2 separate regions of the Homo sapiens genome follow, and region 2 is linked to region 1. Evidence: chromatin loops called from intact Hi-C (ENCODE). Cell type or tissue: spleen. All regions are shown on one strand. Links, peaks and the distances in the headings refer to the core of each region. The heading gives the core; the rest is flanking DNA.

Evidence for each region. Hi-C counts contacts between places; a loop is a spot of excess contacts. Peaks named below come from ENCODE experiments on the same cell type or tissue, not always from the same donor. Only the 100,000 strongest peaks of a DNase experiment are listed, where the experiment ranks them.
Region 2: a loop joins it to region 1, with 1.8 times the contacts of the local background. A loop is called at or near these places in 40 of 110 quality-filtered maps.

Annotation. Positions count from the first base shown.
Region 1 is chr15:101,182,384-101,187,765 of GRCh38, reverse strand. All of the region lies in intron 2 of CHSY1 (chondroitin sulfate synthase 1), which reads left to right. Among named protein-coding and RNA genes, the nearest start is that of LRRK1-AS1, 33 kb to the right of the region's middle. In spleen, for the core only: no CTCF peak of the experiment used is centred there; no DNase peak of the experiment used is centred there; H3K4me3 peaks cover 985 bases; H3K27ac peaks cover 3,949 bases.
Region 2 is chr15:101,232,193-101,237,574 of GRCh38, reverse strand. CHSY1 (chondroitin sulfate synthase 1) reads left to right here. Exons shown (of 3, transcript NM_014918.5): 2 at 1,998-2,493. Among named protein-coding and RNA genes, the nearest start is that of CHSY1, 17 kb to the left of the region's middle. In spleen, for the core only: no CTCF peak of the experiment used is centred there; no DNase peak of the experiment used is centred there; H3K4me3 peaks cover 482 bases; H3K27ac peaks cover 1,206 bases.

The DNA of each region.
Region 1 (5,382 bases), core at 326-5,325:
TTAAATGAAGTCATCAGTGCCACTATAAGCATCTTAAGAAGGTTTCTTTGCTGAGTTTTTTTTAAGCAAGGAATACTCTTGTGAGTATTAAGTTAACCTGTCTAGATTGAGTTGTGTTTTCTTCTGCAGTACTTCTAACTTTCTGTTTTATAATATTCTTCTAGGTGATGTGCCAAATTATAGATTATTGAAATACCTTATAATAAAATCCTCTTAAACTTTGAATTTGGTACTATCAAAATATTCTGGAGTTTTGTTTGTTTGTTTGTTTGTTTGTTTTCTTTTTTGAGATGGAGTCCTGCTCTGTTGCCCAGGCTGGAGTGCAGTAGTGCCATCTGGGCTCACTGCACCCTCCGCTTCCCAGGTTCAAGCGATTCTCCCACCTCACCCTCCCGAGTAGCTGGGACTACAGGCACACGCCACCATGCCTGGCTAATTTTTGTAATTTTAATAGAAACAGTGTTTCACCACATTGGCCAGGCTTGTCTCGAACTCCTGACCTCAAGTGATCTGCCTGCCTCGGCCTCCCAAAGTGCTGGGATTACAGGCGTGAGCCACTGGCCCGGCCCAAAATATTCTTTATAACAAAAATGTCATTACTTTATTCCTGGAGTTACTAAAATGAACTGTTAAGAATCTCGTATTTATAACTAATTTTATAGAGGAGTTGGAGATTAAGTTTCACAGGATAGAAACAGTTAATAGGGACGTGTTATTGCCCTTTAATGCTTCAAATATAGTTTCAGTCAATGAAGATATTGCTGCAGCTTCAGCCATAGCAGGAGTAGGTGGGCAGAAGAATGTCAGAGCTGGGCTTCAGAGGATTTGTGACTCGTTCTGACATGGTCACATAAGATCTTTGAATTCTTTACCTTGACGGATCCTCTGTCTAGTACAATGCAGTCACTTTTTTGTGTTTTTTGTCTGTTTTTGTTTTTGTTTTTGTTTTTGTTTTTGTTTTTGTTTGACAGGGTCTTGCACTGTCACCTAGGCTGGAGTGCAGTAGTGCGATCATGGCTCACTGCAGCCTCGACCTCCCAGGCTCGTGATCCTCCCCCCTCAGCCTCCTGAGTAACTGGGACCACAGGCATGTGCCACCACCTCTGGCTAATTTTTTAATTATTTGTAGAGATAGGATTTCACCATGTTGCCCAAGCTCATCTTGAATCCCTGGGCTCAAGCAGTCCTCCCGCCTCAGCCCCACAAAGTGCTGAGGTTACAGGTGTGAGCCACCTTGCCCAGCCCAGTCATTTTATAAATGAGAAAACTTGAGACTTGATCAATTCAAGTAGCTTGTCCAAGGTCTTACAGCTTTATTCTTGAAATTGTTATATTCTAAACTTTCTTCCAGAGAAATAGTAGCCTTATTTCTGTTACAAGAAAATTGCAATTTAGTCATGTGACTATACGTTTTATTTATTTATTTATTTATTTATTTATTTATTTGAGACAGGGTCTCACTTTGTCACCCAGGCTGGAGTGCAGTGGCACGATCTCGGCTCACTGCAACCTCCGCCTCCCAGACTCAATTGATTCTCCCACCTCAGCCTCTGAAGTAGCTGGGACCTCAGGCATGTGCCACCACCCCTGGCTATTTTTTTTTTTTTTTTTTTTTTTTGGTAGAGACAAGGTTTCACCATGTTGCCCAGACTGGTCTGGAACTCCTGGGGTTGCAGGCATGAGCCACCATGCCTGGCCTGACTATACTACTTAAGGGTCAGGGACTTCAACAATTTCCTGTTGAATGCAGGAAATTGCCTGGAGCTCAGTAATTAAATGCTACCTGCGTGTTTCCTACTTAATGGCATTCTGGTGGTGAGCAGTGACGTAGCCCATAATATGAGGGAAAGCAGGGAGATGGTTGGAGATGTAGGCGTTAAACGCTTAATGACCAGCATTTCTCCTTGATGTGCCTAGAGCAAAATGATTCAGTTTCATCTCACCCACAGCATGCCTCTTAAATACGCATCCTCAAAGAAAAATGAAAGGTAGGAAGTAGGGAAAACCCAAATCACAGCAGAGAAACTGGAAACTTGGTGAGGTTAAAAAAAAAAAAAAAAAAAAAAGATATTTCGAGGAGAACATTGCAGGGGATTCAAAAGTTCAGTACAAATGGCCGCCTTGCCACAGAGGCAAAGATTCCATCCAGAAGCACTGAGATCTCTTGATGTGGTCACATGGGAGGGCTACCTGGGAAGGCGGGGAAGGGGGATGGAGGGTGCTCCATGGAGGGCGTTCACAGGGAAGGGGGATGGAGGGTGCTCCATGGAGGGCGTTCACAGGGAAGGAGGATGGAGGGTGCTCCATGGAGAGTGTTCACAGGGAAGGAGGATGGAGGGTGCTCCATGGAGGTTGTTCACACTCAGAGCAAGGGCTGGCCTGGAGGTCCCATGGCCCTGGAGCCTGGTGGGGCCCGTCAGGGCTTCCCTAGGTTTTCCTTCCTGCTCCATTCAGAAATCACAGATGATGTATGAATTTCTTTCCTAACCTGGCTTTAATATCTCATTGACATTTTTGCTTTGCATTATATTTCACATTTCCTGTTCTTAAAGAGCTCTAAAGACAGCATATTTGATTTCTGCCTCTCCATCTCCCATTCCACACGCTGAGGGTAACAAGAAAATGTTTCCCTACCTCTACACCAAAGCCATTTATGACAAGGCTTTGTACAGAAATTGGCTGAAGGGCACCACCCGAAGCCCATTTGGGCAGGTCTTGGTTAAGGTGGAGGTACTCGTCCTTACCTGCGACAGAGTGTCTGCTCACCTGTTGCTTAAACCCGCATCACCCTCTTTTAGAAAGGGAGAGCTATTTCCTTGACGTGAGTTTAGATTTTTTTAAAGATCATTACAGGTATGTGTTCCACCCAGTCTGTCAGGTAGGAACTTCTCTGTCTGAATTGTTTATATACCGTAGCAACATTAATAAATAATAAATTAATAAAAGTAACTCCTCTGGGACAGAGCAGGGGCCACCAGCCAGTCTGGGCGTAGACTTGGCTTTATTTTAAGTTCACTTTCTCTCAGGTGCTCCCTCCCCCAAGCATGTGCATGTGCACCACTCACACACACCTTTTTATCTTACAACAGATTTCTTTTTCATTAAAAAAAGAAAATGGCCGGGCTGGGTGGCTCACGTCTGTAATCCCAGGGCTTTGGGAGGCCGAGGCAAGCAGATTGCTTGATCCCAGGAGTTCAAGACCAGCCTGGGCAACCTGGTGAAACCCCATCTCTACAAAAAAATACAAAAATTAGCTGTATGTGGTGGTGTATGCTTATAGTTCCAGCTCCCTGGGAGGTGGAGGTTGCAGTGAGCTGAGATCACACCACTGCACTCCAGCCTGGATGACAGAAGGAGACCCTGTCTCAAAAAAAAAAAAAAATTATATATATATGTAACACATTTATTTCAAACTTGTAGAGTTTAGCCGGAAGGTACTTACAGCAACTTTCACTGTAGTTTAAAACCCTCAGTCTGTTTTACAGCTTCTACCAGCCTGTTTAGTCAATACTTTTCTCCATGTTCACCCCCTTAGCACACACACTCTGTGAAAGTAACAACCGTAGGCAGCTTCTAAAACACTTTGTGAAATGGATTCCTGAAAATGTGTGGGGATGTGTTGTCCTAGTGGGTGTGTGAGAAGTAGTCAGTCATGTAGAGGCCTCCCGTGGGGGCCCGCCCTCCCTGTGTGGGGTATGGACGGCCAGGAATAAAGTGTGCAGTCACATTTGGTCTAGGGAGTAAAAAAAAGGTGACCACTATATCATCTCTCCAGAGTAGTATATATTTTCTCTTTAAATATGCTGCTGATTTTTGCGTTTTAAAACACATCCTGGCCAGAGGAGCCCAGCCTTATCCTTGTATGCCGTTTACCATGTGTAACATATCGTGTCTGTCATCATCAGCTGTTTCCTTCTGTATGGATGTCATTCAACAATTTCTCCATACTTGCTCTGTTTAAAGACCTCACTTGTTATGAACTCGATGTGTCAAGCACTGAGCTGGACTCTGGAGATGGAGGCAGTGGGCACCCACACCCTCCCCCGTTTGCACGTGTTCCCGCAGCTGCTGCAGGGCTGTCCGTGTGGTGCCTCCTTGCATGGTCATTCTGGCCCATGCGTCTTGTTTCCTGGATCCTGTCATCTTCTTTACAGCTTTCTTTCCTTGCTTTAGAGGAACATATCCTTCAGTAGCTTCCTGGGAAGGAATGAGTGCAAGGTAAAATTGAGTCCTGAGTATCTGACATCTTTTGCTGTTCTCACTGGATGGATAGTTTGGGAAGAGAATTCTACACTGAGAATAATTTTCCACTCCTCCCACTTCTGAAGGCATTGTTCTTCAGCTCCCAGTGGTGTTATCTGTGTCCGGTGCCATTTCCATTTCTGATTATTTGTATATGCCCTTTTTCCTCCTCTGTGGAAATTTTTAGATTGCTTTTTCCTGTAGTTTTTATACTGGATACTTTTATACTGTACTTTTTATACTGGATACTTAGAGTTTAACCCAGGCACCTGACTCCCTTAATTCTGGATCCATTTTTTTATATTGTTGTTTTCCCTCCTGTGTGCTTTTTGTTCCTAGAATGAATACTTTTCTCTCCTGTTGTCTGGTTTTTTTTTATCGTTATGATCTTCTAGGGATTTCTTCAGTTTTATCTTCAAACTCTACTCCTTTGTTTTGCTGTCTTGTGTTTGGTTTCAAGGGTTTTTTCCTCTGATTTTCGTGTTTATCACATTCTGTTTTGGTTGCACTGTCTTCCCTTTGACTATATTGTAGATTTTTGTTTTTGTTGTTGTGTTTTTCTTCTGTTCACTGCGTTGTTTCTGTTCCACCAAGGGTTTTGCTTTTGTTTTGTTTTATTTTCATCATTCCCATTCAGAACCCTTTTTCAGCTGCCCTGATGATCCTTGACTGTTGATTCTCATTAAGAGTGAAGCATTGAGAAGCTGACCAGGAGCTGTGTAGCAGAGGCTTTTAAAACTAGTGTCTTTGCTGTAATGATCCAGCTTTTTGGGTGATGTTTTTGTTGGCAGACTCTAGGTATCTATGGTACTGTTCAATTGATCCAAAAGACTCTTCCGGTTTCCTGCTTGGGGTGGGGAGTGGAATAAGTTTTCTGGGACACAAGTGGGATATGAGGGCAGGGTCCTGCTCAAGTCCCCCAATTTCCATTTCCCCATTATCAGACTTGCACCTCACCACCTTGTGCTTGGGTGTAATTTCTGGAAAAACTAAACTTCAGAGTTATGTATTTATCAAGGAAGTAAACCCAGAGGACTAAGATGCAGCATTCATTCATAACTGTATAAAACAACTGTGATACATACTCTACTCCTGTAGTGACTTCATAGCTGCCTCCTGTTGCCACTGTGGTGAGCTCAG
Region 2 (5,382 bases), core at 252-5,251, 50 kb before region 1:
ACTCATCTTCCCTCTGTCGACGGGCAACCGTTGTCTCTTAAACCCTTTATGTGGTTTCCTCGCAATTGACCACTCATCTTCCCTCTGTTGATGGGCAACCGTTGTCTCTTAAACCCGGGTCTGGGCTGCTGCAGTAGTTTACTCAGTGGTCTTCCTGTGTCCACTCTGGCTTCCTTCGGCCTTCTTCTCCATTCCTAGGGAGTTCAAAATGTGTGGGCCTTAATCTTGTCTTCTGCCGCATTCCCTCTAGAGGCTTCCTGTGGCTCTTGCAACATAGAGGCCTGCATCTCTAGTGTACTCTGCCAGGCCTTGCACATTTGCCTCTGTTTTTTTTTTTTTTTTTTTTTTTTTTAGATGGAGTCTTGCTCTTTTGTCCAGGCTGGAGTGCAGTGGTGCGATCTCGGCTCATTGCAACCTCTGCCTCCCGGGTTCAAGCAATTCTTCTGCCTCAGCCTCCTGAGTAGCTGGGATTACAGGCACACGCCACCATGCCTGGCTAAATTTTGTATTTTTTTTTTTAGTAGAGATGGGGTTTCACCATGTTGGCCAGGCTGGTCTTGAACTCCTGACCTTGTGATCTGCCTGCCTCGGCCTCCTAAAGTGCTGGGATTACAGGCATGAGCCACTGCCCCCGGCCACATTTGCCTCTATATTAGTCTGTTCTCACACTGCTGATAAAGACATACCAAAATAGGTAATTTATAAAGAAACAGAGGGGTTTTTAAAATTATTTTATTTATTTATTTTTTTGAGACAGAGTCTTGCTCTGTCTCCCAGGCTGGAGTGCAGTGGCACGATCTCGGCTCGCTGCAAGCTTCGCCTTCCGGGTTCATGCCATTCTCCCGCCTTAGCCTCGCTAGTAGCTGGGACTACAGGCGCCCGCCAGCACGCACGGCTAATTTTGTTTTTGTATTTTTAGTAGAGACGGGGTTTCACCGTGTTAGACAGGATGGTCTCAATCTCCTGACCTCATGATCCGCCCGCCTCGGCCTCCCAAAGTACAGGGATTACAGGCTTGAGCCACCATGCCCGGCCCAGAAACAGAGGTTTAATGGACTCACAGTTCCACATAGCTGGGGAGGCCTCACAATCATGGTGGAAAGTGAAAGGCACGTCTTACTTGGTGGCAGACAAGAGAGAATGAGAGCCAAGCAAAAAGGGAAACCCCTTGTAAAACTATGAGATCTCATGAGACTCACTCCTGACCATGAGAACAGTGTGGGGGAAGCTGCCCCCGTGATCCACTTACCTTCCCCTGGGTCCCTCCCGCAACATGTGGGAACTGTGGGAGCTATCATTCAAGATGAGATTTGGGTGGGGACACAGCCAAACCGTATCAGCCTTCTTCCTCGCCTCATGACAGCGCTCTCGTGCCCTGCATTCCTTGATGTTTACCCTGTTTCAGGGGAAGGCTCCCTGTTCTGTTGGTTCAGCTCATGTCCTGTGCTCTGCCCTTTGGGAGTACTTCTCTTAGTTCATAATAATATATACATTAGTCTCATTATTCTGGTAAGTGTCTGTCTCTCCTGATGTCCTCTCTGTGAGTTGGGGATCACGTTTTTGTTCACCACCACATCCCTTTAGCTTAGCACATACTTGGCACTTGGTTCAAAGAAAATTTTTTGAGTGAACCATTTGATTTTGTTTTTTGTTTTATAGAGTTGAGAAGTTCTTAGGTAGGGAGTTGATAGTATCACAAAATTAATCTGTATACCCAGACCTTGGTCCCCTGGCAGTTTGGTTTTCAGCCATAACTAAAACTTAGTTATCCCAGAACAGTTTTAACACTTCTTCATTTTTTGTTGGGGTTCTTTTGAAAGTTAATTTAGACTTTGCAATACGCGGTAACCTGGGCTTTCGTTAAGAGGAACCAAGCAGGCCAAGTAGCTTTTTATCATTCCATTGAACACGGCGATACAAGATGAGCAGATAACGTGAATTCCTGAAAATCAGCTTGGAATAAACTGTTCTCTAACTGATATTTATTTTAATTCCAGAACATGGTCCAAGACAATTCCTGGGAAAGTTCAGTTCTTCTCAAGTGAGGGTTCTGACACATCTGTACCAATTCCAGTAGTGCCACTACGGGGTGTGGACGACTCCTACCCGCCCCAGAAGAAGTCCTTCATGATGCTCAAGTACATGCACGACCACTACTTGGACAAGTATGAATGGTTTATGAGAGCAGATGATGACGTGTACATCAAAGGAGACCGTCTGGAGAACTTCCTGAGGAGTTTGAACAGCAGCGAGCCCCTCTTTCTTGGGCAGACAGGCCTGGGCACCACGGAAGAAATGGGAAAACTGGCCCTGGAGCCTGGTGAGAACTTCTGCATGGGGGGGCCTGGCGTGATCATGAGCCGGGAGGTGCTTCGGAGAATGGTGCCGCACATTGGCAAGTGTCTCCGGGAGATGTACACCACCCATGAGGACGTGGAGGTGGGAAGGTGTGTCCGGAGGTTTGCAGGGGTGCAGTGTGTCTGGTCTTATGAGGTAAGAACAGAATTCTTTACCATGGGAAAAACTTAATTTTGTCAATTTTGTCATTAGTTCTGAGCGTATCATAGGAAACTAGAGATGATATCCTCTTTGAGGGTTGAAGTTGGTATTATTCTACATTTTTAGCCTTAGATTAAAAAAAAAATTCAGTTCCCCTTTATTACCTTTTCTTGGCTTTGAGCGCATATCTTCTGTACTTTTTCTCCCCCCAGAGAGAGTCTTGCTCTGTCTCCCAGGCTGGAGTGCAGTGGCGCCATCTCGGCTCACTTTAACCTCCGCCTCCTGGGTTCAAGCAATTCTCCTGCCTCAGCCTCCCGAGTAGCTAGGATTATAGGCAGGCGCCACCACGCTAGGCTAATTTCTGTATTCTTAGTAGAGACGAGGTTTCACCATGCTGGCCAGGCTGGTCTCGAACTCTTGACCTTGTGATCTGCCTGCCTCAGCCTCCCAAAATGCTGGGATTACAGGCGTGAGCCACGGCGCCCGGCTCTTCCATACTTTTGTCCTAATACTTAGTTAATAAATAATGGCATTTGGGGCCTAAAGAAAAGATAATGGGTTGCTGATGGTCATGGTGATATTTTCTTGATTATCCAGAAAATCATCTTGTCTGACTTCTGCTGATTCCACAGATGTAATTGCAAGAATGTAGGATATCTCCCTATTTGTTTTTGCAAAGGCCTGGCTCTTCTCTTCTGGTCATAATGACCTACACAGATTAGAAACTTAACGTGTTTTGAATTTATAAAAGGAATCATGGTATAAAAAAGCCAATAGCATTTGACTTCGCATTTGTTGTGTACCTTGACTGTTCAGATAGTTACTTTAATCTGTGAGTTTATAATATAGTTGTTGCTTTCAGAATAGTTGTCGTGCAACTTCTGAGTTACCGTGACACATAAATGAAATTTGCCGAAGGAAGTCCGCTTGTAGATGTTTTCTCTGTAGCAGTTGTAGAGAAGATGGACTGGCTTTGGACTTTCCTGTGTTGTTGCTGCACCCTTTGCCTGCAGATTGCACAATCTGATACCAGTTAATGGTGAAAAAAATTATTGAGGTTGTATTGTCTTTAGGTTGATAAACTCCTGGCAGTTGTGAGGAGCAGAGGTAATTGCTAGATCTTTTGCCCAAGAAAAAGAATACACTTTCTAATATGAACTGTTAGCTTTTTTCTGAACTAATGTTCTAAAGCACGTACTTGAGTGAAAGAGCAGTATTCTTGCCTGTACTTGTCCACCCCTAGACTTGCTTTTAAATGTCTGCTAATCACTCTTACTTTTTTTGTTGTTTGAACTTTAGGGAAGTGGACATTTTCAAGCATACAGGGAGTGGCCATGTAATTTTTAATTACAAAGTCACAAAGATACATTTTAAATCCTAAATGTGATCTTGAGTGAACTCTTCAATCCCTGTGTGCCTTATACTATCCCCCCAACCCCAGCACATAGGGGACAGCTCACTGGGCCTACGGGATCTCTCTGTCGTCACGGATTTTTGCAGCGAGGAAAGCTGTTTGAGGGTTTCACGCTGTTTTAAGCAGAATACAGCTGGCAATATTTCTGCATTTTTCCCCATCCTAAGAAAGTAGTTATAACCTTGACACATTTCATTATGGTTAAAATAGGTAACACATTGTATATTTTGGAACACTTTCCCCTGACCATCATCTCCGAGAAGCCAACCTTCTTGCCGGAATCATAGAGGACAGACCTTCTTTCGGGAGAGAATTTTTAAAAGTATGTCTTAGTTAGGTCGTGCTGTTATATACTGCTGGACAGACACCAACAGAGCCAGTCTCTTGAGTTTGATCAAGAACTTGGGTTTAGCGTTAGTGCCAAGAGGTAGTTAGAAAGTGTCATCCTGGGGCTGCAGGGTGGGAGGCCATTTTGGAGATGATTTTCCTCTGACGGGAGGTAATCACAAAAGGTTTCTGATGGCCTGCGAAGGGGTGCATGGAATGATCCTGTCTGGACACTTGGAGCCCCCTCTGAGGCTTGGTGCATCCTGTCAGTGGCCTCATCAGCTGAAGGGACCTGGTTGGTGAGGAGGCCTCCTCCCCGTGTGGTCCCGTCTCCCTGCCTTGGGAGGTGGGTCAGGGACAGCAGCAGCAAGGCTCTCCTTGGGAGTGTGGTTATTGGGCCTGCTGCTGCTCTGCGTTTCTTTAAATGCCCTGTGGTGTCAGAGCTTTGACTGACTGCTGCAGGCTTCTCCTGGGCTTGTGCCACAGGGCCCTCCCACCTGCAGTGCCCAGAGCTCTCTTTTTCTCTTCTGTGAGCTGCCTTGCCTGTTCGTAGTCTTGGCCCGTATTTCTGCTGAAATGTTGTCTTACAGTTTTGTTGAAGTGCTTTATTCTGGATAGAGTATCTTTTCTCAGACTGTGACTTAACTTTTCACCTTAATTGTGGGATTTTTATTGTACGCAAATTGTGAATCTAAGTGCAATCTAATGCATCATTCTTTTCCATTACGGTTTGTGCTTTTGTGTTTAAGAAATTCTTCCCTTCCTTAGGTCACGAATATGTTTTCTCCTGTATGTTTTCTTACATGTTTGAAGTGTTCCCTTTCACGTGTAGTTCTTCATTATAATGTTAAGAATTCATCTATTGGAACACTTGCCATCTTATTAGACCTTTGATTTCTATTTTTTTATTTTTCTTTTTATAAAGCTTTAAGTGCTTCTAACCTAAGTTGTTATTAGGTTTATCATTGTGTTCACCACTCAGGTAAGATTAATCCTTCGTGTGGATGAGGAACTTTTATTAAACTTCCTGTAAATCTAGTTTCCCCATTAAGGTTCACATTATGGGAAATTATTGAGGTGGAGTCTTATGTTAAAGACAATTACGTTAAGCTTTGGGACTTGGAAGGTACTTATTTTGCCCT